Linked DNA regions of Homo sapiens: all the other regions are linked to region 3. Evidence: chromatin loops called from intact Hi-C (ENCODE). Cell type or tissue: heart left ventricle. All regions are shown on one strand. Links, peaks and the distances in the headings refer to the core of each region. The heading gives the core; the rest is flanking DNA. Region 1 has its middle 120 kb from the start of PBX1. Region 2 holds the start of LOC107985451 (a long non-coding RNA gene). Region 3 holds the start of PBX1 (PBX homeobox 1). Region 4 overlaps PBX1 (PBX homeobox 1). Region 5 overlaps PBX1 (PBX homeobox 1).

What was found. Peaks named below come from ENCODE experiments on the same cell type or tissue, not always from the same donor. Only the 100,000 strongest peaks of a DNase experiment are listed, where the experiment ranks them.
Region 1: a loop joins it to region 3, with 2.5 times the contacts of the local background. A loop is called at or near these places in 5 of 110 quality-filtered maps.
Region 2: it touches region 3 in a loop (4-fold over the local background); 5 of 110 quality-filtered maps call a loop at or near these places.
Region 4: a loop joins it to region 3, with 2.1 times the contacts of the local background. A loop is called at or near these places in 16 of 110 quality-filtered maps.
Region 5: a loop joins it to region 3, with 2.7 times the contacts of the local background. A loop is called at or near these places in 17 of 110 quality-filtered maps.

Annotation. Positions count from the first base shown.
Region 1 is chr1:164,437,573-164,443,474 of GRCh38, reverse strand. No RefSeq gene overlaps it. Among named protein-coding and RNA genes, the nearest start is that of PBX1, 120 kb to the left of the region's middle. In heart left ventricle, for the core only: a CTCF peak has its summit at 3,079 (motif pointing left); no DNase peak of the experiment used is centred there.
Region 2 is chr1:164,911,770-164,917,671 of GRCh38, reverse strand. It overlaps LOC107985451 (a long non-coding RNA gene), which reads left to right and starts at 5,297. Exons shown (of 3, transcript XR_001737807.2): 1 at 5,297-5,396. RefSeq lists a silencer at 3,146-3,440. In heart left ventricle, for the core only: a CTCF peak has its summit at 3,240; a DNase peak (open chromatin) is centred at 5,181; H3K4me3 peaks cover 268 bases.
Region 3 is chr1:164,556,260-164,562,161 of GRCh38, reverse strand. PBX1 (PBX homeobox 1) reads right to left here and starts at 2,978. Exons shown (of 9, transcript NM_002585.4): 1 at 2,149-2,978. The coding sequence starts at 2,339. RefSeq lists an enhancer at 2,897-3,396. In heart left ventricle, for the core only: no CTCF peak of the experiment used is centred there; DNase peaks (open chromatin) are centred at 2,301 and 3,231; H3K4me3 peaks cover 3,621 bases; H3K27ac peaks cover 3,337 bases.
Region 4 is chr1:164,702,544-164,708,445 of GRCh38, reverse strand. All of the region lies in intron 2 of PBX1 (PBX homeobox 1), which reads right to left. Among named protein-coding and RNA genes, the nearest start is that of PBX1-AS1, 69 kb to the left of the region's middle. In heart left ventricle, for the core only: a CTCF peak has its summit at 3,324; no DNase peak of the experiment used is centred there; H3K27ac peaks cover 1,288 bases.
Region 5 is chr1:164,709,504-164,715,405 of GRCh38, reverse strand. The region is part of intron 2 of PBX1 (PBX homeobox 1); the gene reads right to left. Among named protein-coding and RNA genes, the nearest start is that of PBX1-AS1, 62 kb to the left of the region's middle. In heart left ventricle, for the core only: no CTCF peak of the experiment used is centred there; a DNase peak (open chromatin) is centred at 2,645; H3K27ac peaks cover 2,135 bases.

The sequences.
Region 1 (5,902 bases), core at 280-5,279, 120 kb after region 3:
AGAATGGCTAAACTAAAAAGGACTGACAATGTGGAGAGTTGGCAAGGGTGTAAAACAAATGGGACTCTCACATACTGCTGGTGAGAATAGAATGTGGTGGAATCATTGCAAAACAGTTTGGGCATTTCTTACAAAGTTAGACATACACTTACCACATGACCCAGATATTTATATGATGAAATACTATTCAGCAAAAAAGAATTGAATCGAATACATGCAACAACATGTATGGATCTTAAATGCATTATGCTGATTGTAAGATGGCAGATGCAAATGGGTACATTCTCAATGATTCCATTTATGGGAAAATATAGAAAAGACAAATCTAATCTGTAGTGACAGCATATCAGTGGTTACTTGGAGTCAGAGGTAGGGGGATTGCCTAAGAAGGCAGATGAAACTTTCTGGGGGTGATCAAAATGTTGTATGCGGTGGGGGTACACAAGGGTATACATTCGTAAAGACTCAGCAGAATGTATCTTTTTGTACATAAATTCTACCTGAATGAAGTTTATTTAAAATTTCAAGTGTTTGAGAAAGGGAGACAGAGAGAGAGAAAGAGAGAGAGAGAGAATGATTATGAGTCAGAAAAAGAACTGGAGACAGGGACACATAAGAGATGGAGACAGTAAGAAAGGGATAGGTGGAGAGTGAGAGCATTTTATTTGCTACATTTCCCAGCAAGGATATAAGGTGGACAAACTCAAAATTAACAGTGAACTTTATAATGCAGGATTCTGAGGTTATGTTCCAAGCTATGCAGCAAGTACCTTACGTAACTTCTTTAGACAGTTTTGTTTTGCTTTCTGTTTAATATTTTTTGCTGTGATTTCAGTGGAGTCAACAGTCAAGTCAAAGAAAAAGTATAGTTTTTCATTCACAGTGGGGAGTTGAGCTTGCATGCTTGGTGCACAAGTCCTTGAGGCAAGAACAAGCAACTTAGTTCCTTAGTGACATTGAGTGGCAAGTGAGGGTTGCCTTTGGAATCCTCCACCTACTCTCTTCTGTACTCTTTCTCCACACCTCATCTGATTTTTTCATCTCCCAGAAAGTGTCCTGTAACCTAATTTTTTGCTTCTCAACATGCTGCCTTCATTCCCCAGTGTACATCATTTCTCAAGGAGAGTTTAAAATGTTACTCCTTAGCAGAAATTACACTAATAGGACTTTCTTAATCCAAAGTTGGGCCCCTTAAGGCATTTCAGACCAGCAAGGGACAGTGAACCTCTCTACAACTCTAAAATTAGACTACTGAGGCACAAGCTTAACTTTGCTAACATGCAAGGCTGTTTTCAAGAACCCAAAGCATATGTACATTCTGAATTAATAGGTAGTAAGAAGTGAACAGAAAATAGCAGATCATTTGTGCCCTTTAATGTTCCCTGTCTTACAAGGGCCCCTAATATCTATCAGTCTGTACTGAATATTTTTTTTGTGTGTGTGTTCCTTCAAGTATTTTAGTATAATTTGTACTACATTACAGCACTTTGCATTTTCTAGTCCTATCATGTGTTTAAATCTTGCCTGCTTTTGCCTGGCTTAGTTCCCATTTGTCAGTAAAGAGACAAATTATTACTCCTTCACCTTCATGTAAAAGCTTCTCATTGCTCAAGGTATGTGCCACCTGGCAATAGTACCAGCTGTGTCACCAAAGGCATGTGACTTCTAGCATGGATGTTTTGCTAAACTCTGGCAGTATTACCTTGTGATTCTGATGCCTCACAATTGTTTGCCCTTTCATATAATCCTCAGTCCTCATCTGTGGCCATTCCTTACTTCTTGCATTAGTCTGTTACTTCTCTACCTCTTACTCCAACATCATATTTCTGATTACAGCCTCTTTTCTCTCCAAGTTTCTCTCACTCCCACCATATTTACTCTGTCTCCTGGTCCATCCTCAAATCTATGAGTCATGTCAAGTCTTCGCTTTCTTTCAGATCTGCGCTAGATCACACAATCCATCATTTCACCTACCCATCTTTTGCCAATACTGTTAGCTCTCTTCCTCTTCATCTTTTCAACACATCCTCCTAGCACAAAAAGATGCTGGCTCAATCCCGTCAACCCAGTTATTATTATTACTTTTTCTCTTAAACTTTGGGCACTACAGCTATTCAAGAAAACCGCACACTTTATATAAATTATGGCTTCTATGAATTAATAGTTCATGGCTTTAACACATTTTAATGGAACATTTACTATGTGCCAGACACTGTACTAGGTTCTAAGCATGGAAACATAAAGAATGTTGACTTTTAGGGTCTGTGATCAGCATGAATATCACAGGGGAGGAAAGAAGAATTCTGGGAGAGAGGGACAGAGAGCGAGAGAGAGAGAGAAGGGAGAGAAGAGACAGCATGAACTGATGGCAAATCGTTTAATTCTGAGGTGCCGTCCTTCCCATATTACATCAGATGAGCAGGCTAGAAAAGTCAGTGGGAAGGTTGTGAAATGAAAGCAGCATAAGCTTGAAGTCAGATAGACCAAGATTTGAATCAGAAAGGTCAAAGTTGAGGGCAGAGAGAAGGCTGTTGCAGAAAACTGGCAGTGATGAGAACTTGAACTAGGACAGTGACAAGGACACTTGGGAAGAAAGAAGTTCTATCTGCTATCACCTGACACTTTAATTTAAAGGTAAATAGCACACCAAAGGTAAGAAACAGTTTTCAACTATTAGAAATGCTATGTTTACAAGATGGCAGATTTTCGGATGATAACAAAACATGCTCTTAAAAAATTTCTAGGACAACAACTCAGAAAATCAAAGGCAGCTGAGAAAGGACAGAGTCTTTGTTTCTTCAGAGAGTGAAATAATCTGCCATTATATGGTAGATAACTAGTCCAGCGCTATAATTTAATTTATTACCATCTCAGCACACACCACACATAACCTTCTTTAAGTGTGTCTGGGAGAAACCTAGGAAATCAGTAAAGGCTCCTTGCAGCCAGCCTGGTATTGCCTGCCAGCAGTTTGGGAGCACATCTCTTTCAAAAGGTCACCAAGTTAGGGACTGTGTCCAACTCTCTGTTCAGTGCAGCACTGTTGGGGGCTCTCTATGGGTGCTAGTTTCCCTCTGCTGGCCAGAGAGCTTAGTTACTGCCCTGCTGGGCACAGAGGGTAGTTGGATACTTTCACACTCTCCCTTCTCTTTCTCACTCCCCTCTCAAAATTCTTTTCATACCAAAAAATGCCTGGTAGAAGAAAGAATATATGACAGTTGGAGGAAGCCAGTGCTCCCACACTGTCTGCCAGGAGGTATATTTCTGGGGCAAAGCATAGTGATTTTTTTTTTTTTTGGTGGAAATGTCAGAGTTTATAACAACTTAGAGTTGTTTTTACGTTAAATGTCTGCATCATAATATTCTTGAACCATCTTCTTTCTTAAGTCTAAACTACCCCTTCCTTCCTTCCTTCCTTCCTCCCTCCCTCCCTCCTCTCCTCTCCTCTCTTCTCTCCTCCCCTTCCCTCCCCTCCTCCCTCCTCTCCTCTCCTCTCCTTCCTTTCCTTCCATTTTCCCTCTTTCCTTCCTCCTATTTTCTTTCTTTATATATGTATGCAACTAACTGATAAAACAATATTATTACAGCATTTGAACATTTTCTTTGGACCAGAATTTTCTGGCATTAAAATTCTGACATAGGCTAAAATCAATAAACAAACCAAAAAATTGAGCAAACACACACACACACACACACACACACACAAAAACAGACACACAACTCTACTAAAAAAAAAAAAAAGTAAAGGAGTAAAAAAAGTTAATCTACCAGGACAGAAAACAGAAAAGGAGATGACAGTAGATGGGAGAATTCAACACATTTTTAAAAGAAGGAAGTAGAGAGACAAGTGTTAATTATCTTCGCAGACTAGAAGAAGTTGTAACTAAGTGCCTGTAGCTGTAGACACTGATGTGAAATGAATCAATCCCCTCTGCAAAGCCCTGAGAGGTTCAGCATTTGGAGGCATATGTGGAAGACAAGGATGAGGCACTGGAGTGAAAGTGGGGTTAAGTGAAAGTCTGCTTACAGAGTCACTGAGTCCACAGGTACCCTTCCCTGTCCACAAAGTGGTATCCTCCTTTCTCTCCTGTTAGAACAGAGGTTTATACTGTGGAAAAATTATGTAACAAATATATATCAGTCTCTGGGACAACAGTGGATATATTGATGTGCAAGGCTGAGAGATGGGACTGAAAACAAAGGGATTAAATGAATATCTGCATAGCAAATTATAAAACATCTTCACCCTTTTCCCATGATCAGCTTCTAGAATGCTGAGAGCCAGAAACATTCATCCTGTTGCTTTCTCATATCTACCACATCTTCACAGTAGGACAGAAGATTGGTTTCTGGAGAAAGGACATTCAGACTTTGAAATTTCTGGCTCCCTTGAATGACAACCTTACTTTTTAAAATTATCTTGCAAAGAAACTTTTGAGGGAAAGTTCTACCTTTGCACGTAAGAACCATGCTCATTTTTAAAAAATAGATTCTTCCTTTTTATTACTGAGTAGTATTTCACAGGATGAATGTAACACAGTTTTGTTTTTTATTTATTTATTTTTATTTTTTTTTGTTTTGAGACAGAGTTTTGCTTTTGTTGCCCAGGCTGGAGTGCAATGGCATGATCTTGGCTTACCGCAACCTCCGCCTCCTGGGTTCAAGAATTTCTCCTGCCTCAGCCTCCTGAGTAGCTGGGACTACAGGCATGTACCACCATGCATGGCTAATTTTGTATTTTTAGGAGAGACAGGGTTTCTCCATGTTGGTTAGGCTGGTCTTGAACTCCCAACCTCAGGTGATCTGACCTCCTCAGCCTCCCAAAGTGCTAGGATTACAGGCATGAGCCACCGCGCCCAGCTCAAGGGCAAAGCCAAGGATTGTCAAGATGGGAAAGCCTCAAATATGAAAGAGAATAACTAAAACAAAGGGAAAAAAGAAAACTCAGAACAGAAACATTGCAGGTAGGGAAAAATACATCTTCAAAAATTATAATTAATATCCTTACAGAAATAAGAGAAACAAAGGAATGTTACTGTAGTTGAATACTCAAGAAAACATTTAGAAAAAATAGTAGAAATAAAACATTTAATATTATGGTTGGAGAAAATATTTTAGGAGGTCCACTAGAAAGTAGAATGAGTCAAAGTAATGAAAAACTAGAGAGAAAAAGGTAAGAAAATTAGAGGATTGTTTCAATAGTGTAATAGTATTTCTAGAAACAAATAGTATTTCTAGAAACAAATAGAGACAATGGAAGTATGTATTATCAAATAAATAATATAAAAACATGTCTAAAAGCAGGATATGTACTTCTAAATTGAACAGGCTTACAAAATGTTTAGTACAATGTGAAAATACACCCAGAAACATAAAATTTCACAACAGGAAATCTCAGCACAAAATTTCAAAACAGAAGGAAAGATTCTAAAAGTCGAGAGAGACTCTGAGAGCAAACATGAAGAGAGAGAAACCAGTTTACATATCAAAAAGCAGAAATGTGAATGATGTGTAATATCTCTAGAGAAACGTTGGGTGCTAGAAGACACTGTGCTAAAAACTCTGAGGCGCTAATTTCCAAATTAGAATTACATACTCAATATATTAGTCAGGAATCTCCAGAGAGACAGAATCAATAGGAGGGAGATAGAGAGATAGATAGATAGATAGATAGACATAATTTATTAGGGAAATTGGCTTGTGTGATTATGGAGGCTGAGAAGTCCCATGACAGGATATCAGCAAGCTGGAGACCCTGGGATGCTGGTAGTGTGGCTCAGCCCAAGTTTCAAAGTCTCAGAGCCAGGGAAGCCAATGGTATAATTATCCATTCAAGGCTGAATGCTTGAGAACCCACATGTTTGCTGGTGCAAGTCCCACAGTCCAAATGCCAGAGAAACTG
Region 2 (5,902 bases), core at 564-5,563, 360 kb before region 3:
GCCTCCCTCTGGAATTAGTCTTTGATGAGTGTTATTGACTTAGCTCCAAGTTGCTGGCTATTCAGGGCAGGATAACCTTCATCTTCACATGTGTGCCCAGGTCGTGCCTGCAGCTTCCTCTAGGAGCAAGGGTATTTCATCTTCCAACTCCAGGGCATTTGTCCTGCAGCACCTGGAGTAGAACGATAACTCCTGCCATGGGATGCTCCTGGCAATTCACTTGGCAGAAGTGAGGGGCTCAGAGGCTCTCTTCACAAATCTCTAAATCAACTGGCCATGCAGTTGTGGGAGCAGTAGCAGCTGTTTCAGAGGCAAAGGCCATTCATCTTCTGCCTTTTATTCTCTTGTTTCTGGGGAACCTGGAAGAGTGAAGTTGTCTGCCACCAAGCATTGCCTACCTGAGTGTTCACTAAGGTTCACGCAGGACTATGGAATATGCTGGGTGCCTTCAGAAAGCTTCCACGTGGAGGGCAGGGTTCTTTTATGAAAAGGCCTTAGAAGCACAAAGGTTCTGTTTTAAAAGAGCTCCTGAAACCCAAAGTTCCTGCTCTACAGTTCTGTTGTCACTAGACAATACAAATCAGAAATTTATTGGGCCCAGTCCTGTTCTAAGAACTGAGGGAGATTCAGAAAAAAAGGATAAGATGGTGAATCTGAGCTTCTGGTTGAGTAGTGGTAGTAGTACCTAGGGGAGGTCTCAGGGAAGGGCTTTAGTTATCCCCCACTAATCTCTGCCCTCCTCTTGAACTACTAAATAAGCCTGAGATTTATTTTTTTAAAGGAAGATTTGCCTGGTTAACATGGTTCAACAACTCCATATGGATGTTTAAAAGAAATCACGCACGTAACATCTCCAAAGCTAAACTCTTTTCCGGCCTGCACATCCCCAGTCTTCATCTCAGTTGACAAGTGATGCTATCCTTCTTTAGAGAAGCCTTTGAGTCATTCCTGAGTGGAGTCAGGCTACTCTCTGTTAGTAAGTCCTGTTGAATCTACCTCCAAAAAAAGCCAAGATTTACCCCCCAAAAGAGCCAAAATCTAACCACTCTCATAACCTTCACTTCTTGCACCCTTGCCTAAGTCATCTTCCTCTCTCACCCAGTTTTACAACAACAGTCTCCTGACAGGTCTTCCTGTTTCTGCCTTTGCCCGCAATTATAGTCTATCCTCAACCCAGTGTAAGAACGACTCTTAAAATGAGGAGTCGGAAAATGGGATTTCTCTGTCCAAAACACTTTCAGGGTCATGCTTTCTTGTGCAAGGAATAAGCCACAGTACTTTGGTTACCTCCACAGTCCTCCATGGACTGCCCTTCCTACTACCTCTGATTTCATTCCCTACCACATTTCTTTTTCCTTCTGCTCCAGTCATATTATCCCAAAATCTCCAGCACAGTCTTTCTCAGTACCTTGTGCTTGTTGTCCCTTCTACCTGGAAGCCTATTTGCTCAAGATATCCACATGGCTCAACCCCTCACGTTTGTTAGGTCTTTGCTTAAGGCTCTCTCTCTCTCTACCTTATATAAAACCTTCACTATCTCCCTTTTGCTGCTTTATTTTTCTAGCATTTATCACCATCTGCCACAGTTTATAGTTTACATTTATGTCTCCCCCACTCCCCACTAGTATCTAAGCTCCTTGAGGGCATTTTTTTTTAATCTGTTTGATTCAGTTTCATGGAACAGGGCCCAGCATATATAAGGCACTCAACAAATATTCACTGAATAAAGGAACCAAAGAACAGTAACATTGTATATATCAATATGCCACATGAGGCAGGTGCTATATATATGATTTCATTTCATCTTCACAACCTCCCAAAAAGCTAGGTATTATAGTTACATGTCCCACCACAATTAACCACGAGAAAGTCCAGGCACAGAGAGGCTAAATGACTTGCATTCAATCAGCAATGATCACAATCACATTTCAGACTCACATCTGTCTACCTCCTAAATTCATGTTCCCAACCACTCTACTCAATTCCTTCCTCTTACAGTCCCCCAGACAACCAGAGCTACTGGGATCTCCAAGGAAAGAGAAATGGATTGTCACGGTGGGGGATCTGCAAAAGCTTCCCCCCGGAGATAGAATTTGATGTGGACCTTAGCAGATGAATAAATTCTAACAGGTAGAGAAAATACCAGGTGGCATTCTAAGCTGGGGAGAAGCATGAGAGGTATGGAAGCAGAGCAATTCAAATGTGTTCATCCAGGGGTGGCTTAGATAGGCAACCTCCTCATCCCAGTTTGCCTTGGACTTCCTGGTTCTAGCATCAACAATCCCGTGTTCTGGGAAAACTGGGACAGAGGGTCTCCTAAGTGACAAATGGATCAGGTTTAATAGGGTAAAGCATTCATTGTGCACATTGTTGAGGAAATATTGAAAGTAAAAGTGGCAAAGAGTTTTGAGGCTGAGGAAATGAGTTTGGAGCTCATTGTGCAGGTAAGGGGAAACCTTTGGAGGTTTCGAGAAGGGAATGATATGTGGAAACACAGGGTTACATGAAGCCGGAAAAGTCAATACTAACCTGATTGTGGTGAAGTACTGCCTTTTATGGGGTCGACCATGGTTGCCAGAGGAGCTGACAGTAGAGGGAGACCAATCAAGTCTGGACTCGGCTATCCCAGGTGTTTCAAGGAGCTGCTGCCTCTTGAAATTGGCATTTTCCCCTCTCCTTATAGTTCTCCAATCCTTTTTACATCTGTTACCAACATCATCTCCTGAGCGTGGATAGAGGTATGTCATCTTCCATGCCTTTGCATCCAGAAGTATTTATAAACCTTGGAGACCCAGGGAAAGCCCCTGTCTTGGGCTTCATTTCACATTTTCTCATCACCTCAAGCTTCTCTTTGCTCAGGCCTGGACCTATGAGCTACTTCCTTCTACAGTGGCAGGCCTTGTGGCCAAGGTCCTCTCATATCCTATTCAGTGGGTTGCTTTCATATGAGCGCTTTTCATCCTCTCTTTTGGGAGTTTTACACTTACTGATTCAATGGAAAGCCCTTAATTAAAGAAAAGGATGAGCACAGTGTCCATCCATATTTAAATAGATGAGAAATAAGCACTGGGCAGCCTGCAAGTGGCCTTCATGCTTGGAGAGATCTATGCTCATGTTTATAAACTGCACAGAAGGCAGTGGTGCCAGATAAAAAGACAATCAAAATAAATGCATCTGATAGTTTGTTTCTCCGTGTGGCATACATAATGTCAAATACAACAGTCCTACCATCAGAGGTCCTCAGCACTTCATGAACTACATAGCAAGGGAAGTAAGGCCTCAAATAAACTGTTGTGCAACTGTGATAAGCAAACTCAGGTCTTGGTAGAGCAGAAAACTGTCCTCTGTTCTCACAGATATCTTACACACACACACACAGACACACACACACACCCCTGTTTCTTTTTTAAATCTTCAGAACATACAAATAAATTTTGTCTTAAAAATTGGCTGGGCATGGTGGCTCATGCCTGTAATGCCAACATTTTGGGAGGCTGAGGTGGGCAGATCACTTGAGGTCAGGAGTTCGAGACCAGCCTGGCCAACATGGTGAAACCTCGTCTTTACTAAAAATATTTAAAAAAAAAAATTAGCTGGGCATGGTGGCTCACACTTCTAATCCCAGCTACTCCTCCAAAGGCTGAGGCAAGAGAATTGCTCGAACTCGGGAGGTGGAGGCTGCAGTGAGTGGAGATCACACCGCTGAACTCCAGCCTGGGTGACAGAGTGAGACTCTGTCTCAAAAAATAAATAAACAAAAAATAAATAAATATGAATAAATACAAGGTCCACAGAAATAACTGACCTCAGTGCCTAGGAAATCATTTGCCTCCAGTTTCCTTCAGAAGTAAAGTCAGGTTTCACTCAAAGGTCAAGAAGCCAGAGCTCAGTTCTTCCTAGCTGTACCTCAAGCTTAATTTGCTAGGTGAATAGGAGGTGATGTCCAGCAATTGCAATGAAAGCAAGCTCTTCAAATGGAGCAACTGTAGTCTGCACAATGAGATGTCTTGGAATCAGCCAGACTCGCCCTCCATCCCACCATGCTTTCTGAGGTGATGAGGATGGAAACAGAAAAAGAGGCTCTGGCATTATAGAACCCTGATGGGCGGTGGCAAAGGGTGGAACCCAGAACTGGCTGAGCTTCTTCTTCTTTCCTCCATTTTCCCCACTCATTTCAATGTTGCTGATTTGCATTCAGAAGGAGCTGAATTCAGTCTGGATACATCAGTTACTAGCTGCGTGAACTGAGTAACTTACTTAACTTCTAAACTTAAGTTTATTCATGTATAAAACAGGGAAAGTTTCTTGGTAATCTGAAAATTGCTACAGTGTTGTAAGAACTTAGCATAGTACCTAGTATATAGTAAGAGGTAGGAAGTAGTAACTGGAGTTACTATGCCTTCGGCTAGTCTATTTTCTTGCTTCCTCTATTCTTACTTCTCCTGCTCACCCATCTCACACCCTAACTTCAACTCCCAACCCAGGGACAGTAAACTGATACTTGCTTTCACCTGCCATTGATTGATTTGTGAGATGGGCTGCCTCACAAAACCACTCTTAGGAATTTAACGGGATTTGAAATTTAAAACCATCTCTTATTCATGTGTGGCTCAGACATTGCTTTGAACCTGGTTAGTTCAAGATTTTTTTTTTAAGATGGATATATGTTTAAAAAGCTCACAAGTCCTCTTGGGCACCAAATGGCTCTTTGGAAAGAATCCTGTGACAAGTTTATTGTAAATGAACCAGAAACATAGAGATTAAATTCCTCCTGAAATACTTCTGGGTGTGGAAATTAAGAAAAAAGCAATTGCAAGATGTCTCCAGTTTTGCAGACCTGCATGCAGCTGGCTTCCCTTAAGGCTGCCTGCTGAGCTGTGGGAAGAGCTCGGCTGGCTTGGCCAGGCCTCCGGGGTACCCCTGCAGCCGTGGGGTTACTTATTCCTGAGATGGGGCAGCGGAGGCAATTTGATGGAGGCAACTTTCATTCTAACTGCTCTTCCGGCAAAGCTCCTCTCTGGGGATCTCAGACTGGCACCTTTCACCATTGTTAAATTCACTTAAGATAAAAGCGACACCAGGCAAATGACAAGGGAAGAGCCATTAAGGGATGAGCGTAAGCAGTGACTGACAGGCAGGCTCTGCGAAGCGCTCAGCTGCCAGCCCCAGCCTTGGCAGGAATCATCACCCCGAGTGCCTCCCATAGCCAGCGCTTGACAAATGGGCAAGATTCAGTCCAAGCCTATGGGCTCAGCCCTTTGTTTCCCAGAGCCTCAGCCTCCATGCCTATTCACCCACACACTACCAGCCCCTCCACCCAGGAACAGCATCAGCAACCACGCAGAGAGGAGCCCATTGCTGCTGAAGGTGAGAGGCTGTCCTCTGCCTGCTTTCAGGTGAGTGCCTGCGGGTGGTGAGCCATGGAGCATGGACGACTACGAATTCATTCACTGCATAGTTAGGAGAGACGATATGAAGATTGAACTCAGCAAACCATAGAAAATACACACCCTGCCAAGTCTGTCTTTTATACTGTTGTTTTTCAGTCCAAGTGTAAAATTATGTTGGCCATCTTGGTCTTTTCTTGGGATTGTGCACAAGGACACCCAATGGGACTCCTTGCTGGGATATACTCACCATGCAAGCGGGCTCATACAGGTGTCCTGCAACACTGGCTCTTAGTAAATTACTTGCTAAATAATGTTTTTTTTATTATTAAGGTTACTTCTTTTATTGGAAAAAAATTAGAAAAATACAAAAATAAAAACCTACAAAGAACAATGGCAATCACATAGAAGGTCCATAATTGTTAATATATTATTGCATTTCTTAAGTGCAAAGTCTCCATAGCCAGATTGCATGGGGTCATATTCTTGCTCTGCCACCTATCAGCTGTGTAAGC
Region 3 (5,902 bases), core at 408-5,407:
GTCAAAATTCAGGACTATCAAAATGAACACATACATTATATCTAAAATATTAATGGTTTACTTTTGTAAATAATAAATACACATTATAAAGGTGTGACTAGAAAAAGGAAAAAAGGACATACTATCTACTAAGTGGAGTTACATTGTTTATCCAAAAAGAAAGCTTAGCGTTGATTTTAGTAAGTTCTCATGTGGGGTAGAAAAAAAAAAAGATGGAAAATACTTTAAAGTATTAAAGACCTTTCCTGGGTCTTTTAAAATAGTTTTAATTAATTCTATTATTATATATAGGCCCAAATGCAAACAAAAATTCTCACACAGCTTTATAAAAATATTGTATTTCCACAGCACACAAATGGAGCCAGCTACAGAGGAAGAACTGAAAATTTCCCCATCCCAAAATTGTATCTGATCTCTCTCTGCATCTAGGCCATTGAAAGGGGGAAGTCGCCAAGCCCTGTTTGTCCACAGTTTCACAAAAGAAGAGAGACTGAACATCAAAAAAGTAGTATCTATTCTTACTAGCCCCTTCCACTTCACAAACTTATTTTTAAGCCAGTTTATTGGTATGTCTGAGAGTATTCTTCTAGAACAATATAATAGAGAAAAATGTTCCAATTCAAAAGAGAATTGCCAGTGGGAAATCTTCCTCTTACCATACCTATTAGCTTTTCTTCAGATAATAAAATTCAAAGAGAGCACCAATTAATTTTTAAAATTTCCCCTATTTAAACAAAACTTAGGATACTTTGAGTCTTTCAACATTTCCAAGTTTTCAAACACCCGTAAACCTTAGTACTTTTGAGTTTACATGTTGCATGTGCTTGCAGCTAAAATTGAGTATAATTCATAACATCTATGTTTTTAACTGCTTCCTCTCATTTTCTCAACTCAGATTCTTATTTCACGTAGACAGAAATACACATAATGATGTCTTCTCCATATAACCAAGTCATCTGAAGTATAGGAGTTGCGTATATTTGTTTACAGGGTTTTCAAAGAGAAAAACGCTACTTCGGAGATATAACAAAGCTGGGTAATTGTACAGACATATGTGGTCATTAGATTTTTAAAATTCTTCCTTTTGAGTTCGGCCTTGGGCAAGCTGTTAGCGGGTTGTCACTTAGTCTATGTTTTACTTTAAAAGAGAATTTACTGTAAAATCCTGAAGTAGAGAACCATATACCTGGCAGTGGATTAACTTGAGAGGCTACACAGTTTATTATGTTTCCTTAATGAAGACCTTCATGTCCTATAGTACTGAAATATATAAAATTCATAAATGCTTTCATTTCTAAGTGGTCCTGAAAGAAGCATGGGGGAAAAGAGCATGCTTGATTTTTGTCCCCCCACCCCTTTTTAAAGGACCCTACATAGCTGTCTGTGTCACGGAAGGTTAGTAAACCGGCTGAAATTAGGAGACAATAAAGTTAAACTAAAAATCTGAGTCTCTTAAAACTAACAAATATGCCTAAAAACAAAATCACCTTTTCATCAACTTTTTAAAAAAACAAAATTAAGTGAATGCAAAATATTTTCTGGATAGCTGACAAGTACTGACAAAGAAATACCCTGCTTTTTTGTTGTTTTGTATTTTGGGTAGGGGGGGAAGAAAGGAGAAAAGATAAAAATTAATTTTGGACGGGAGAGTCAAGAAAGAAAATCAAACTCGCTGAATTAGGTAAGGAGTCAACTAAATTTGCAAATAAAGTGTTCTTGGGACATTTTATTTCGTAATGTTACAGAGTCCCCTCAACAAGAAGGCATGGAATGCTGTTCAAAACTTGACAATTCTGCTTTCTCTGATACTTTTTTAAAGCAGTAAAAAGTGCCGAGGGCCGCTTTTGGATCAGTTGGCAGTATTTTCGGCATGCCTGTGTGTTTGTGTGGATATAAATGAATACCCCTATATTCACACACACACACACAAATATGTACACAGCCACATCTCGGCATGGGCGATTACACTTTCGATAACAACGCTCCTTCAAATTTTACTCCTCCGCCATGTAGTTGCTTGTCAAAATGAGAAAAGAAATAACATTTTTCAAAAAAAGCGCTGTGGTGATTCGGTTCCCATTGTTTCCCCCTGCAAGAGGAAGAAAAACAAAAAACCCCAAGAAAGGAAAAGAAAAGCCTCCATCTCACCTGGCCTGCGCCTCATCCAAACTCTGGTCTGTGATGGTCATAATTTGCTGTAAAATGTCTCCAATGTCCTGCTTCCTCCCGCCCTCCCCCTCGGTCCCTCCGGCCCCATCCTGCAAGTGCTGGGACAGGCCGGGGTGTCCGGCCATCCCGACCCCAGCATGGGAATGCATCAGCCTGGGCTGCTCGTCCATCTCCAAAGGCTACGGCAGCCCCCGGCTCTTCCTCTTCTGCTCCTCGGCTCGGCTCCTGGGAAGCACCAAGGCTTTTTATCCTTCAAGCTTGTCTTCAAATCCTTTTCAGGATAAACAGGGAAGGGGGAAAAAAGAAGACCAAAAGAAAAAAAAAATCCCTTTGCCTCTTTAGAGGATGGTGGGAGGATGAGGAGGGGGAGGGGGAGGGGGCGTGAAGGGGTTGCGGGGTGAGGGTGGGGATAAGGGCTGGTGGGGAAGGGTGTTGACTCCAAAAAGCAAGAAAAATAAACCACCTTCCCACTTGGCGAAAAGAAATCAGAGCTGGCTTTAGGTTTTTCAGTCCGGTCTCCTTTGCAAGGCAGAAATGGGCTCCCGGCGCTTAAATCTGTGGCTTAATCCTTTTGCAAATATGCATTGATCGGGAGAAAGGAGAGGAAGGCAGGGGGATTGCAATGCAAACTTTCCCCCCCCACCCCCCGCTGCCCCCCACCCCCACTCCGGGCCAGAGTGATCTCAAAGGGGGTGGGCTGTTGCAAAAGCCAGATCTCCCCCAGCCGCGGCGGCAGGCAAAGCACAGGCTCTCTCCTCCTCCGTGTCTCTGCAAACTCCAGCAGCCCCGTCAGCCTCCTGCTTTTGTTTAGCTCAGGCTCAGGACTCCAGAAACATATACAGAAAAACCACAGCCTGAGAGGAGGAGGAGGAGGAGGAGAAGAAGGAGGAGGAGGACGAGAAGGAGGAGAGGGGAGGGGGCAAAGGGAAGGGGAGGGGGCGGGGAAGCCGGGAGGCTGGGGAGAGGAGGAGGGAGGAGGGCGCCTGGAGCTCCTCCCCGCTTCCCTGATTGGCCACCAGATAAAGGACCGGCCCCCTCCTCCCCTACTTTCCTCACGGCGCCTCCTCTCCAGCCTCCTTCAGCTCCTCCTCGCCCGGCGCCCTGTCAATCAGAGTTCAGAGGTGGGCCGGGAAGGAGGCCGAGCTAATAGCAAGTCTCCAGTCCTTAAAGGTGCAATGGTACTGTAGTTCCAGCTCACTTAGTTTCCACTTTCCCTGCTCGCCTTACTTAGGTTGCGTCCTTGAGGAAAATGTGGCTCCACTTAAATGCAAACATATAAAATTAACACGAAAGAACACAGACGGTGTGCGTCTTCCCGCCCACCCCTGCTTTTCTTTTGCTGTGGCATTGTCATTTAAAACTTGATTCTTTTAAATGCTTAGACCTCAGGGAAACTGCTGAGAGCACAAGTTTGTCAGCACGACGTAGTTATGAAACACAATCGAGCTGTTAATATAATTAATAAAGATCTCTAATAAGTGGCAGATGTAATAATAGATACATTTAAAAAAACAATTCTAGCACAGTAAAGGTGAAAAGAATACCAAACTGTGTCATTTTTGCTGCATGAAAACTAAATTATGGACTATGAAACTGAAAAATGCTCAAGAAAAAGAAAGATTAATAAATAAGTTCACCAAATGAAACTAATTCAACATTTCTCTCTCTTCCCCCGGGGGAAATTAGTTATTTGGCTTAAATACCTAATAAAGAAATGCATTATCACAGTCTAGTTCTAGTTTTTAATATAGTCTAATAAGCATTATTAACTGGGAAGAGAAGTGAACTGACATTTATTGAATGCCTACTATGCACCAAGTAATTTGCATGAGTTATTTTATTTAATCCCCAAGACATCTTTGTGAGTTATGGATTATTATTTCCATTTTACAGAGAGGGAACTCAGAAAGGTTAAATAATTTGTCCAAGGTCCACAGTTATTAAGTGTCAAAGCTGGAATTTAAACCCAAGTGTGACTCCCTCCAAAGGCCTAGTATTTCCACTGCACAATCTGCTTCAGTCTAACAGAAATGTGTGAATAGTGTTAAAAATTAGTTATGTGTCTATTGCCTGTCCAGTTTGAAAGGAAACTTGAGGTGCTTAAAAGGGTACATATTCCAACAAGACAACTCCAATTGAAAATGGGTAGGAAAAAATAAAAAATAAATACAATGGGATCAAGAAAAAAGCCAACAAAAGTCATAACTAAGGTCCAGTATCATAGCTCCAGACAGACACAAATTTGCTTCCAATCTTTTCATTGGGCAAAGTGAGAGGGAAAAATCTGACTGTGTACACAGTCACAATGAATATAAGATAAAATAGCAGGCCAATTACTTAGGAAATGTCCAGAATATTTTGTAATATAAAATATTCTATTGTGTAGCCAGCCCTCTTCCTGGATGGCAGTATAGCAAAGGAAATGCAAAGCGCAGTGTAACCAATCTGCAAGCGCAGTGTAACCAATCTGCAAAATGGAAAGCAGCCTTGCCAGGTGCTTCGAGATCCTCAAATAAAATGTTATTCTTCTCACCAATCATTACGCAAAACAAGTTTGGCAAGATAAGGAGCACTGATGCAAGCATTTCAAAGCAGTTTTTAGCAAGCTACTTGGCACTTATTGGTATGAGGGCATGCAATACAGAGTATTAATTGTAATTATGATGTTATATTACTTAATAACAATTGTTTTATTCACATACATATCCTGATTTTTAAACTGTTTTTTTAAAAATTAACACTAATCAAAAGTTGAGCACAAAACTATATACTCAAATCACATATCAATCACAGTGATTGAGAGTTAGCATATCCCTTACAGAGACGAAGTTACCACATTTTAAAGCATGAAAAGAAGTCAACCTAGAGTCTATAAGAAATCAGTTTGTGAGTAATTAATTCTAATTGCAAACCTAATAAAATCTTTCTAGGCAAAGTACTGGAAAAGGTACCATCAATTCCAGAAGATCATTGTCATCTAGGAACATTTTAGTAGGGAAATAAGATGTGTATACACAATGATACTAAAAATAGGTAATATTTATTGACTCCATACTATAATTAAGTATTATATTCAAGGTGTTTTGTTAATTTAATCATTGCAACTGTCTTACCCCGATAGCTATGCTTTTAACCATTACTCTAGAGTGTTGCCCAGATATATTTCAATACATAATAAATGCTATAGAAGTGATAACAAGCCCTTAGACATCCTATAAGAGATGAGAGAAGGGAGTAACCAGTTCGAGTGAATAGAAGGCTTCGCGGTGGATCTAAAGGATGAACTGGATCTGGAGGGCTAGGTTAATGAACTTGACGGAAGTACAGGCTATCTCTTCAGGCACAATGGAAATGTTATTAGGTGTGATTGGGAAGACTTTTTTTTTTGAAACAGAGTCTCACTCTGTGACTCAGGCTGGAGTGCAGTCGAGCGATCTCAGCTCACTGCAACCTCCACCCTCTGGGTTCAAGTGATTCTCCTGCCTCAGCCTCCCAAGTAGCTGGGACTACAGGCACCCGCCACCAGGCCTGGCAATTTTTTTTTTTTTTTTTTTTTTTTTTTTAGTAGAGGTGGGGTTTCACTGTATTGGCCAGACTGGTCTCAAACTCCTGACCTCGTGATCCACCTGCCTTGGCCTCCCAAAGTGCTGGGATTAAAGGAGTGAGCCACCGCGCCCAACTGGAAAGACTTTTAACAGAAACATTTGTGTTTTATTTGATGGACATTAGGGAT
Region 4 (5,902 bases), core at 652-5,651, 150 kb before region 3:
TTAACAAACCTGCATATGTACCCCCCTGAAACTAAATTAAAAGAAAAGAAAATATTTTTTTTAAAAAAAGACTATATATGTGTAAAGCACTTAGCCCAGCTCCTGACACATAACAGTCATCTGATAAATATTTCTTACTTAGGAATGACCATCTCTCACTCATCTCTATCTGCCCCTTACACAGCTACTACAGTAGTCAACCTCTCTTACCAAAGAAAAGGCTGCGTGCAGTCCAGGAACTCTGGTTCCTATCCCTGCTTTACTAGGATTCCAGCAGTCACTTAGTCACTCTGCCTCGCTCTGCTTCTGTGGCCTGCATCAGGCTGAGGTCACTCGGCCTCACCTAACTGACTTGCAGGTTGGCTACGAGACAGCATGGCCTACCAGATGGGGACAGGTGTGGAAAAGCAAAATCCAGGCCATCAAATCTGCTGTAAGTCATGCTCCGGCAAAGCCACTTGAAGTCTAGCCTGCCATGGACCTTGCTGCATGCCTCAGGGTGCCTCAGCTCTCTCGGGCTCTGCCAATGCTCTTGCCTTAATGCAGGGCTTCTAATCAAGATAGCGCAATCGAAAGCATTTGCTTGGTTCTTAGTCCTCACAGTGATCTCTATTTAGTGGGAAATTAAACCACTTTAAGGGGCTAACACCCAGACAACCTATAATGCCATTTCACTCAGACAAGGCTTCCCCATCTGGGAGCAGCACGTTTTCTTTCCTCTTCCTCCCACTGTCCCTCCAGTCTCCTGGGTTTTTATCTTCCTTTCCTTTTCTTTTCCCTTTTCCCAAAAAGGGTGTCTTGGCTTGGCGACTCTTAAACCCAGCTGCATTCCCGAGACAAGCTCTTAAGCATAAATTCATTCCAGCATTGGGTTCTTCTTATTCTCTTTCCTTCCTCTCACTATGTAGCTGGAGTGAATTCATAAACAGTTACAGTGGTTTTAGCACCAGGGCCTTGTATGAGACAGGATTACAGGGGATTCAGCACTTTCTCTCTCTCTCTCTCTCTCTCTCTCTCTCTCTCTCTCACACACACACACACACACACACACCTCAGTGGTGTTAGTCTCATTAGCCACAATACTGTTCTAATCTCTCCCATCTCTAGATTTGCCCTACCCCTGGCTTACTCAGTGCTCTCCTTCCTGGCCTCCTGTGGAAATACTGCCAAATAAAATAACAAAATATTCATATGGTAAGGCACGTTAAAACCTTGGGAAGATTTAAGCCAGGGCTTCATGTCACAGACGCTCCCTCCCATAATCTGTATTCCAATCTCGATGCCAGCGGAGCTGTGATCAGAATATCCAAGGTCTCATAAAAGATTCAGGGCTTACTGACTTCCCTGACATTTGCTGTTTCATGTTGTTCCTGCTCACTCCCTTTCAGCCTCCAGAGCCCACAGTCCCTTTCAACTCACCACTACAGATGGCAAACTGGCCAAGACCATCCACTAACTCAGGACAAACACAGGTCCTAAATCTTCCCTGGGAATTTAGCTGGGACTAGGAAGGGGTTTTCAGTTCTTTCAGTGGCTTCTTTTGTTTGACTAAAGGTTTATTTTTCTGTAATTGCATGCCTGCTGCCTCATCCATGGTACCTGGAAGTGGGACTTTGAAACCCAGGAAGTTAACAAGACTTCAGCAAGATTCCCCCACTTAGCTATGAGTGCTTTTGAGGGTAGGGTTATGTGTGCCTGACTCAGACTGTTTAAATCTTCCTGGTTCTCACTGTTACTTAAATTAGAGACTGTGTTATTTAACCTTGTAAAGCACCAAGGCTATAATTTGTAGAGAAGACAGTTCACCAAATAGGGGCTATGCATATTGTCATATGTTCAAAAAAAGGTATATCATATATATGTGACTGCATGAATCCAGGCAGGACACAGCTATCATACATATCACCATACTAGAATGGACATTAGTAGTTTAAAAACTCTAACAAGATATATTATGATTTAAGGAAACCGTGCATAACTAAAGGGGTGATTGTGAATAGATCTTATGACTTACTAGGAGGATTACAATGGATATCCTAGCCAGACTCCACTAGTGGATTCTAATATGATTTGCTTTCCAATCATATAATTCATGCACAGCTTATCAGAAAGACATTTAGTGAATAAAGGAAGTCACACCATACTTCTTAAGGCATGGTCTAAAAGGAAACACAAAAGGAAACCTCTGCCCTGCCTACAGAAGTTTCCAGAGGAGCCCAGTGACCCACAGAGATGGCAAGAAGAGGTGAAAAGACACACAGTATATGGCTAACACCGCTCAGCCATCAGAGGTCATAGGGGCAAAAGAGAATGGTAGTTCCACTGAATAACAGAATTGAGACATTTTCAAGATACTCCTTAGTAAGTCACAAGTGTCTAGATTTTTTTTATATCAACCATAGAATTCCAAAACTCAGCAATCAAAAACCAAAAGGCCAATTACAATTTAAGTCCTTTTGAAAACATTTTAGCTTATTTCTGTAAATGCTATGGCCACTAGACAAATTAACACAGAATTCCAGATCAAAGTGCCATTCACACATAGGTACTTGAATAACATCAGGCAGCATGAAGGTGAACAGGTGCTATAAACAACTTATTTGAATGTTTTAAATGTATCTACCATGAAAACCTTCTGAAGAGGTTAAGGAATTCTAGAATACAAATTGAAAATTAAAGGCAAGTTGATGGTACCTCAAAATTGAACTTGTCAAATGAGAAAATTATAATCAAAATTGTCTTCATACTTTTCATATCCTTCACTGTGTTAGTCACATAATATATACATATACATGTTTCTGCATATGCATGTGAAAAATCAAAAAGGCAAACACATATCAGTGGCTAATCATAACATAATATAAAAAGAATATGAGGTCTGGTTTCATAAGTGATTATATCCATAAACACATGTCCTGAGGCTTAAGTAAGCAAGCAAGGCATCTCCTTCCACATAGTGATATGATCCCCAAAATTTATATGAAAAATTTTAAAGATTGAGCTATGTTACATTCTTTGGGGGAAACACCTTATTTAAAAGCAGTCAACAGTCAGATATTTCTGCAAGTAAATAATCCTGTAATTCATCTTGTTTAGTAACAATATATTTTTTAATTACCAAACACAACCTATATTATTTATTTACAGTAAAATGTATTTTCCCCAGACATATTATAATACTGTATAGATGAATGGTTCTCAACTGGGTATAATTTTGCCTCCCAGGAGACATCTGGCAATGTCTGGAGACATTTTTGGTTCTCACAATGGGGGAGTGGGGATGCTGCTGGCATCTATGGGTGGAAGCCAGGAATGCAGCTAAACAGCTTACGGTACACAGGGCAGCCCCCATAATGAAGGATCATCTGGCCTCAAAAAGTCAATAGTGCTGAGGTTGAGAAACCTTTTTATAGATTATCACAAATGTTACAAAATTTCTCAAATGATTTCCCTCAAAACCTTTAAGAAATGAAAAATGAGAAGTTGGGGAAAACAAGAACTCCTTTTGGTAGTATTTTGATTATCAAAGTTATAGTTGCTTTTGTGAATGCAACAATATATTACTTCACCATAAAATATGCTCTTAAAACCTAACACTTGTACTTGCATTATACCCACACACTGAGAAATGCTGGAAAATCAGCAAGGATTTTAGGAAAAAACATCTACCTGAGACATCCTTCAATGAACAGAGGAATACCCTGACCAACTGTGTTAAAAGCAAATAAAGTAAGATATAACGAAAGCTAACTTTTTAGCCAGTGAAAAATAAACACATCTGGTACATAGAGTCCTATGTGTGTGTATCCATCCAATTCTATAGTATCAGAGCTCTGACATTCAGTAATATAATAATATTATTTTTGAGATCAGTTAAGGTATAAAATGTGCGTACTCTCAGTCTTTAATATTAATAAGTCTTGTAACTAGCAGTTTCTCATAGCTCCGAATTCTTGAGCACAACTACAAAGGGCACTTATCCTGAAAAATCTAATAAATTTACAGTTTTATATACTTCCTTCAATTGTAAAAGTCTTGTTCAATAAACTTTAAAATGCCACTATAGAGCAATAACACAGACAGTATAAACCCAGCCCTGGGAAAGCTGTGCAACCAGAAATTGTTCCCCTTTCTGCTAGAGCAATAAAGTTTTATATGTTTGAACTGACTGTAAAAAGGTTTGAATGTTGGCAACTGGGGAATAATCTGTCTTCTTTATAGTTATTATCATATTTCCCACAAGACCCCTTGGTCTGTGTCAATCCTTCTTGTATATGACACCTTTGTACTGTCAGCGAAAGCAAGACTACTTTACTTTTTTTTTAACTATAGGACTTGTATCTGTTTTCCTTCAGATTACAGCTAACAGGAATAAATTATTTCTGACAAGCATCTATTGCAGCATTTTACCAAATAAAGCTGGTTGTGAGCTGCTTTTCCAAGAGAGGGAGGGACCTCCTCCCTTCTCCTTCCCTCTCTTTCTCTCATCTGATTCAAATGCAATTCAGGGCTGGTTAAATTGGAGGAAATGCCAATAAAAAGAGATTTGTAGGGAAGTTGCTCTGAATGCCAGACCCCATTCAACATGGTGGTTCGGTTCTCATGGGTGCAATTGGATGTGTGGAGAAGGGACTTAGGAAAAGGTAGGAGGAGGAATCATCCCTTTCCCTTCCTGACCTCTCTTAGATCTGAGAACATCTCTGCATGCACCTGGATTCAGGCAGCACACGGAGTCCAGCCAGTAGAAATGGCCAGAGTTTCTCATATTCTGATTAACAGCCAGTGACGGAAGCGGTAGCTATGACCAGCAGGGGCAGACACCCAAGCTGTCACATGTACGCCTGGGCTGTTGGCTAACTGGTCGTCTCAGCTGAAATGAGTTCAGGCTCGTGGTAATGAGCAGGGAGCCATTTTGTACATATGTGTTTGTGTCCCTCTGCCAGGCCTGTCATGCCACAGATCAACAATACATGGACCTATACCCAGTAATCCATTACACATAAGGCAGCCATATGAACTAAATATATTCTCCTCTCACTCACAATGCTACAGCACCATCCTGAAGTTGCTCGGCTTTCCACCTTTTAGAATAACAAGAAAAAGGCACAGAAGATAAGAACAGATTTTTGTAGCCCAGCATGGAGGTATACACCTATGGTCCCATCTACTTGGGATGCTGAGGCAGCAGGATCACTCCAGCCCAAGAATTCTGGGCTGTAGTGCGCTATGCCAATTGGGTGTCCACACTCAGTTTGATGTCAATATGATCACCTCTTGGGAGCAGAGAACCACTAGGTTGCCTAAGGAGGGGTGAACCAGCCCAGGTCAGACACAGAGCAGTCTGTGTTGACCAATGGTGGGATCGAGCCTGTGAATAGCTACAGCACTCTTGCCTGACAACATAGTGAGACCTTGTCTCTCTCTTTTTTTTTAATAATAGACATTTGCAAACATCAGGTTTTCAAAAATCCAAAGATATATATGGTTGGATATCAGTGGAGCTGGCACCATAAGTTAATTACCTCTGCACTCCAGAATAGACAAAGTATCTCCAAAAGACCATGAGAGTAAGATGATGAGTCATAATGAATATAGGCATATGCAGATACACACAGACCTACACAATGTCAACGAGAAGAAGAATTTTCCTCCTCATCCTATAGACACTTAACAGACCTGAAGGGACGGTCCTGGCATTTCCCTTTTAGACAAAGAAGTGATTTCCCCCTCTGTCCTCTCCATCCCCCAACCACCTCCCCCTTTCATTTTCATAGTGCTTTAGAAAAGGGCTGATATTTCCTGCACTGCATTCACTCTACCTGCCACTGTAGAAGCACACAGTCAAGCACATGCGTGACACCCTGTTCATGGGGGTAGGGTGATTCTTAGATTATGGTGTATC
Region 5 (5,902 bases), core at 336-5,335, 150 kb before region 3:
TTCGCAGGTCTTCATGAACAACCAACTACAAAGAAAACAAATGACAATAACAAAACTCCATGATTATAATCAGACCTCTGCAGTACCGAAAGGTCTTCCATATACTACCAAAGACATCATCATCATTTTTCACTGTTTCTCCTGAAAGATATTTAACAAATGAATGGCTGAGAATGTGCACACAACTTAGAAGAAAAATCATTTAATTCTGAAGGAGTCATCACTTGCAAAGCCCAATTAAAAGTCATATTCATTCATTCATTCAACTATTCAATAGTGAACATTTATTGAGCAGCTCTGTGTGTAGAGCACTTTATGAGTTAGGTGCCTTGGGAAATACTGAGATGGATGGCACAGTCCCAGCTCTTGAGGAACTTAAAAAAAAAAAAAATCAATGGGGAAATTACAATCTTCATTTTACAGATGAATAAACAGTGGCATGGACAGTTAAGGGATTTATTTTGAATGCTTCATCATAGAACTAAATCACAAAATAGTCATCAAAAAGATGCAAAAGCACTGAGCTAGAAGGTAGAATATCCTAGCTCCAGTCCTGGTTCAGACTCACTGGTCAAGTCCATCCCCTTTCTTGGGTTCTAATACCCTTTACAAAATGAGTGGGTAGTCTTCAGAGTGGGTTCTTCCAGCTCTAGGACGACATAATTCTAACACTTGTGAACAGTAAGGTTTGGTGGTCAGAACTAAAGAACTCAGTCTCTTGACAAAGGGAATGACGTTTAATATGAATTGTTATTGAGAGAATTTAAAGTCCCACCTAAAGGAATATGGAAGCTATTCCATTCCACTGGCTATTATTGCATTTGTTCTTAGAAGATGCTCAGGCCTAAATATCTTCTTCAGTGGACTTTCTAATTGGTATCTCTCCTATCTTAAAATAATGATATAAGGAAGGCTGCAGCCTTTCCCTACATCTCCCTTCAGCCCCTGCTAAGTATCTATAACACAGGGTAATAAGTGTTTGCAAGAACTACATTGCTCCCTGTAAGAATAACTGTTCCAACGATAATGTAACTCACCTATGTGTGATGTGACAAACGGGGGCTTAGCCTACATGTAAAGAACTCTTAATTAAAGGTTTAATAGACAATGAGAGGCTTGAACTAGATCATACATGTAAGATCCCTACCGGCTTTGGCTTTCTATATTACTATGAATTCTGTGAAGACAATATAAAAGATTTCTTTATTGAGTTAATCAGGGAATCTAGAGCATTAACCAAAATCATTTATATTTGGCTTATCAGTGCTTACTTCCAAAAAAGAATAATAGGAATTAGTGTAGAAAAACCTTAGTTTGGATCTTTAAAAACAAACTGTTTAATAATTTCACAACATTTGGAACCCTCCCCAGAGCTGTTCTCTGAACTTGGATGATGTCTCCTAAATTGCCAGTCAGCTGGCCATTTTGCAACACGTGAGCTGTGAAATCATATATGTGACGATCTAAATGACAGAAGAAATGGCTTTGAATCCTTTTGTTTATATTTAATTTTTCCCTTCCTGCTTCGACATATCATTTGTCCTTAATACTTTTATTTTTTGGTCCTAGAGGCACAGGTGGTTCTTATTTCAGGCTGTATGAACAGTTCTGCTATTCAAAGATTAATGAATAAAAGGGCCTTGTAAATAGATTAGCATGATAATGGTAATAATGCTTTCTGCTGCCTTCTGTGCCTACTTCAATCTGTGTGCCCCTGAAAATGCCTCCCCTCCCCCATGCACGGGTTCCTTTCCCCTCTTTCCCACCACCTGATTCTTTCAGTCTTAGGAAGACAAAGTGACCCACGAATCAGGCAGCTGTACAGAAAGCAAGGAGAGGATGGAAGGAAGGGGGAGAAGAGGGGTGGAGAGAGACAGAATAGAGAGTAAAAACCCTAATGTACTTTAAGATAGGAAGGTTTATGCAGAATGTGGAGAAAATACAAGACTCCACTTTTTAATGCAAACAATATCTTCAATCTTCCCCTTCTTTTTATGACACTTGCTGTCTATCTATCACCATTGGAAACTTACCTGTTTTTATTTTAATCACATGTTCCTGACCTCCTACACATACCTTTTATCATAGCTGTTGGAGAGCCATGTTGGAGGTCAAGATTTTAGAGAATTACATCTAGAAGCAAAGGCTAGTTACAGGTTTGGCTTTTCTCTATCACTACATAGAGAAAAGTTCAAAGGGCCTTTCCTTGAAGGTTTTACCAAGAGGCAGAAACTTCTCTGAAAACTTACAACTCCTCCCCAGGGGTTTAGTGTCAGTCATTAACGAATGACTTGGTGGGACCTCTGCTGACATCCTCCTTGAGCCTCAATCAATGTAAGGAGACTGTAAGGATCTCCACACTCAAGACTTGCCTGTGCTCCTTTCCCCGTAGCCTAACCCATCATCTGGCCTCTAGGCATGTGTAAGGATGATGAGTTGGGCAGGGCAAGTCATTCTGGAGGGATGCCATGAAGTCGTCGTCCAGGCAAAATGGATTTAGACAGAAAGCAAAAGTCAGTCCCTAGAGCAGGAGAGAATGTGGAAAGAGACCAGTCTTTCAGAACCGCACACCTATGCCTGCCTGCCTAGGTGGAAAGTCCAACTGCACGGAGACGCTGAACGGAACAGGCAACGGGCCCACACACCAGGCCAGGAAACAGTCACTTCCCTTCCTTTGTCTCCTAAGACCTGCACGTGTTTTCCCTCATTTGAAGGGAGCCCGGAGCACTGGAAGCTGGGCTGACCCTCTGCCTCTCATGGTGATTAACATCCCCCTCCACCTCACTCTGACCCCCAAGGGGGCACACATTACTATCCACCCCACCTCCTGCCTCTGTGCCTTCCGATATCAACCGGGAAAGGAAAATCTAAAAATAAAGCCAGGGCCAGAGTGTGTACCACTCGATTGGGCTCCTGTGCTCACAGATCTGCTTATTTTGGCCTATCTCTCCCGAGCGATAAGGCTGCTAACAGCCTGTTATCAGCCAGTCGGTGAAAATGTGCTCCAGCCTGATTAGGCCTCAGTCTTTGCCAAGGTTATAAACAGCCGTTATCGTTTTCCCGAACAGAATAATCCGGACAGTATCAGCTCAGAAACATATGGGCCACACAGAGAAGATAGCCGCTGACGGACACTTCATTTTAATTGTAACGAGTGGGTAGCAGCAGCCTGCAGACAGCAGACAGAGAGCTGCCCGACTGGCAGTGGGGCTTTTTTTTTTTTTTTTTAATCTCTTCTTCCTTCCCTGGGTTCCAACGCCTAAGCTGCTTTGATATTCTGGGTGGCATAATGAAGTGGCCCCTCCCCCAGATGTTACCAGTCACCAACCATGACCCTTCCCTGCAAGGCAGATGGGACCCTTCTGATTCTCTTACGGTGGGGGGGTTTGAGGTGGGGGGGCACACAAAAACCAACAACCAGCAAAGGGGAACCACTACAGCTCTCCCTACTCTTCAGACAAAATTCAGTCTCAGTAACCTGTCCTGTCACCCCACCCTGCTCTCAGCCCCCACGGCCATGCTTCTTAAAGACCCTCGGCCTGTGAAGGCCACATTTCAGTGTCCGGCAGACGGCAGGCTTTCAGCACACGATGGCTGAATACTTACGAATGGGGCATTTATAGCACTTCCTTCAGCCTTCCACATGTACACATATACATCAGGCAAGATTAAGCTTGCAGGGAACAAGCCCACGCATGTGGGATTTTGTGTTCTGAAAGCAATTTCCAAAATCTCCGCTCTCCCAATGCTCTTTCATGAGATTCATTCCTCAGGCTTGACACAGAAAGCCAACTGACTGGTGTGAGGCAAGTAGGAAGGTAGACACGACAAAAAGAGAAAACTAGCCGGGCGCAGTGGCTCACGCCTGTAATCCCAGCACTTTGGGAGGCCAAGGCATGTGGATCACGAGGTCAGGAGATCGAGACCATCATGGCTAACATGGTGAAACCATGTCTCTATGAAAAATACAAAAAATTAGCCGGGCATGGTGGCGGGCGCCTGTAGTCCCAGCTACTCGGGAGGCTGAGGCAGGAGAATGGCGTGAACTTGGAAGGCAGAGCTTGCAGTGAGCCGAGATCGCGCCACTGCACTCCAGCATGGGCGACAGAGCAAGACTCTGTTTCAAAAAAAGAAAAGAGAAGACTGATGATTGAAGTTTTGGTGAAAGGGTCACCTGTCTGCTTCTGGGTCAGCAGAGGTCTTGGTTGCTGACAACTAGGCCCTGGTTCACTGCTGTTGGTACAAAGTCAGCAGCCACCCTGTTCTTTCATAGGGTGATGTATTTTCCCCCCTCAAATGTTACCATAAACAGAGTGGTAAGAAATGAGCAGAAGAAAAAAAGAGAAAGGGTTGACAGCAAGAAGGTACAAGATGAAGAGTGCATCTCTCCCTGCATTGAGCAGCAGATGCACTCTGTGTTGCCCCTATTGTTGCTAGACTAAGGTTCACGCCTGGCTGGCCAGATGGGGTCAACAACAGCAGGTGGGACTTGGAGGAAGGTAAGCCATCACGCCCTGCCTTGCACTTAGTCATCCCTGTTCATCCTTCTCATCAATATTCATGTTTCACAATATTTCAAATAATTAAATATCCTCAACTTGTTCTTCTTTTCCTGATCCTCTTCTCTATTTTACTCCCCTCTCTCCTCCTTAAACCCTCAAGGCTTTTCTCCGTTTTACCAAAGAAAGCCAGCACCGCCAGGCGTGGTGGTTCACACCTATAATCCCAGCACTTTGGGGGGCCAAGGCGGGCAGATCACCTGAGTTCGGGAGTTTGAGACCAGCCTGACCAACATGGAGAAACCCCGTCTCTACTAAAAATACAAAATTAGCCAGGTGTGGTGGTGCATGCCAGTATTCCCAGCTGCTTGGGAGGCTAAGGCAGGAGAATCGCTTGAACCCAGGAGGTGGAGGTTGCAGTGAGCCGAGATGACGCCATTGCACTCCAGCCTGGGCAACAAGAACAAAACTCCATCTCAAAAAACAAAAAGGAAAAAAAAGAAAAAAACCAGCACCTTCCACTGCCTGCCTACACGCTCAATATATTCAATGGCATTGAAGACATCCCCCAGTTTAAATTCAACATCTGGAGTCTTTCTTATAAGAAAGAAAAAAACTGAAAAGAGAAAATGGAAAAACGGTATATGAATCTAAAAGAAATTCCCTCTGATGTGTGATGCTGCTGCCTCCCTCTTCTTTTGACATCAGTTTCAAATTCTGCAGAGAAAGGATGATGTTGCTTTGCCCACGAAGAAACAGTCACAATAGGTAATACTCACTGAACACTGGTGTATGTGTCAGACACTGACCTAAGCATTCTACATAAATTTGCTCATTTAATTCTCAAAACAAGTCTATGATTCACACCCAGGTGGGCTGCTCACTGCTGCATCTATGCAATTCTAGGGACTCCTGGGCCTCACACCCAGGGAGCACCCTTTCCCAGCAGCCTGAAGAGGCCTGTGTCAGCTTGGCCACCCACCCCATCTCCATGCTTTCCTTCTGCAGATTAACAGGGACTGGATGCAGACAGCACTCCGGACCCGAGACGACTTCTGGTATTTCACTGTCAAGTGAAAATTGAGTCCGTGGTAATGTTCCTGCAATAATATCAAATTCAAAAGGGAAAGATGACGGAAATTCTGCTGCCAGCTGAAAGGAGCCTGAGGCACATTTTTGTTTTAATTCTTTTTTTCATGGCTTTTCAACACCTGCCTTCGCTCTTCCACTTTCCCAACAAAATATAGTTTAGGTTGCCTTGCAGTATTAATAAGAGACTGGCCAGCAGACCTATGCAAGAAATTGCAGTGGGTGGTCTGCGTGAAATGTCTTGGTGGTCTTAAACTCGGTCCTCTGACAAAGTTCAAGGTTACAGTGGTCTTTCCCGAGTTGCCATCAGAATC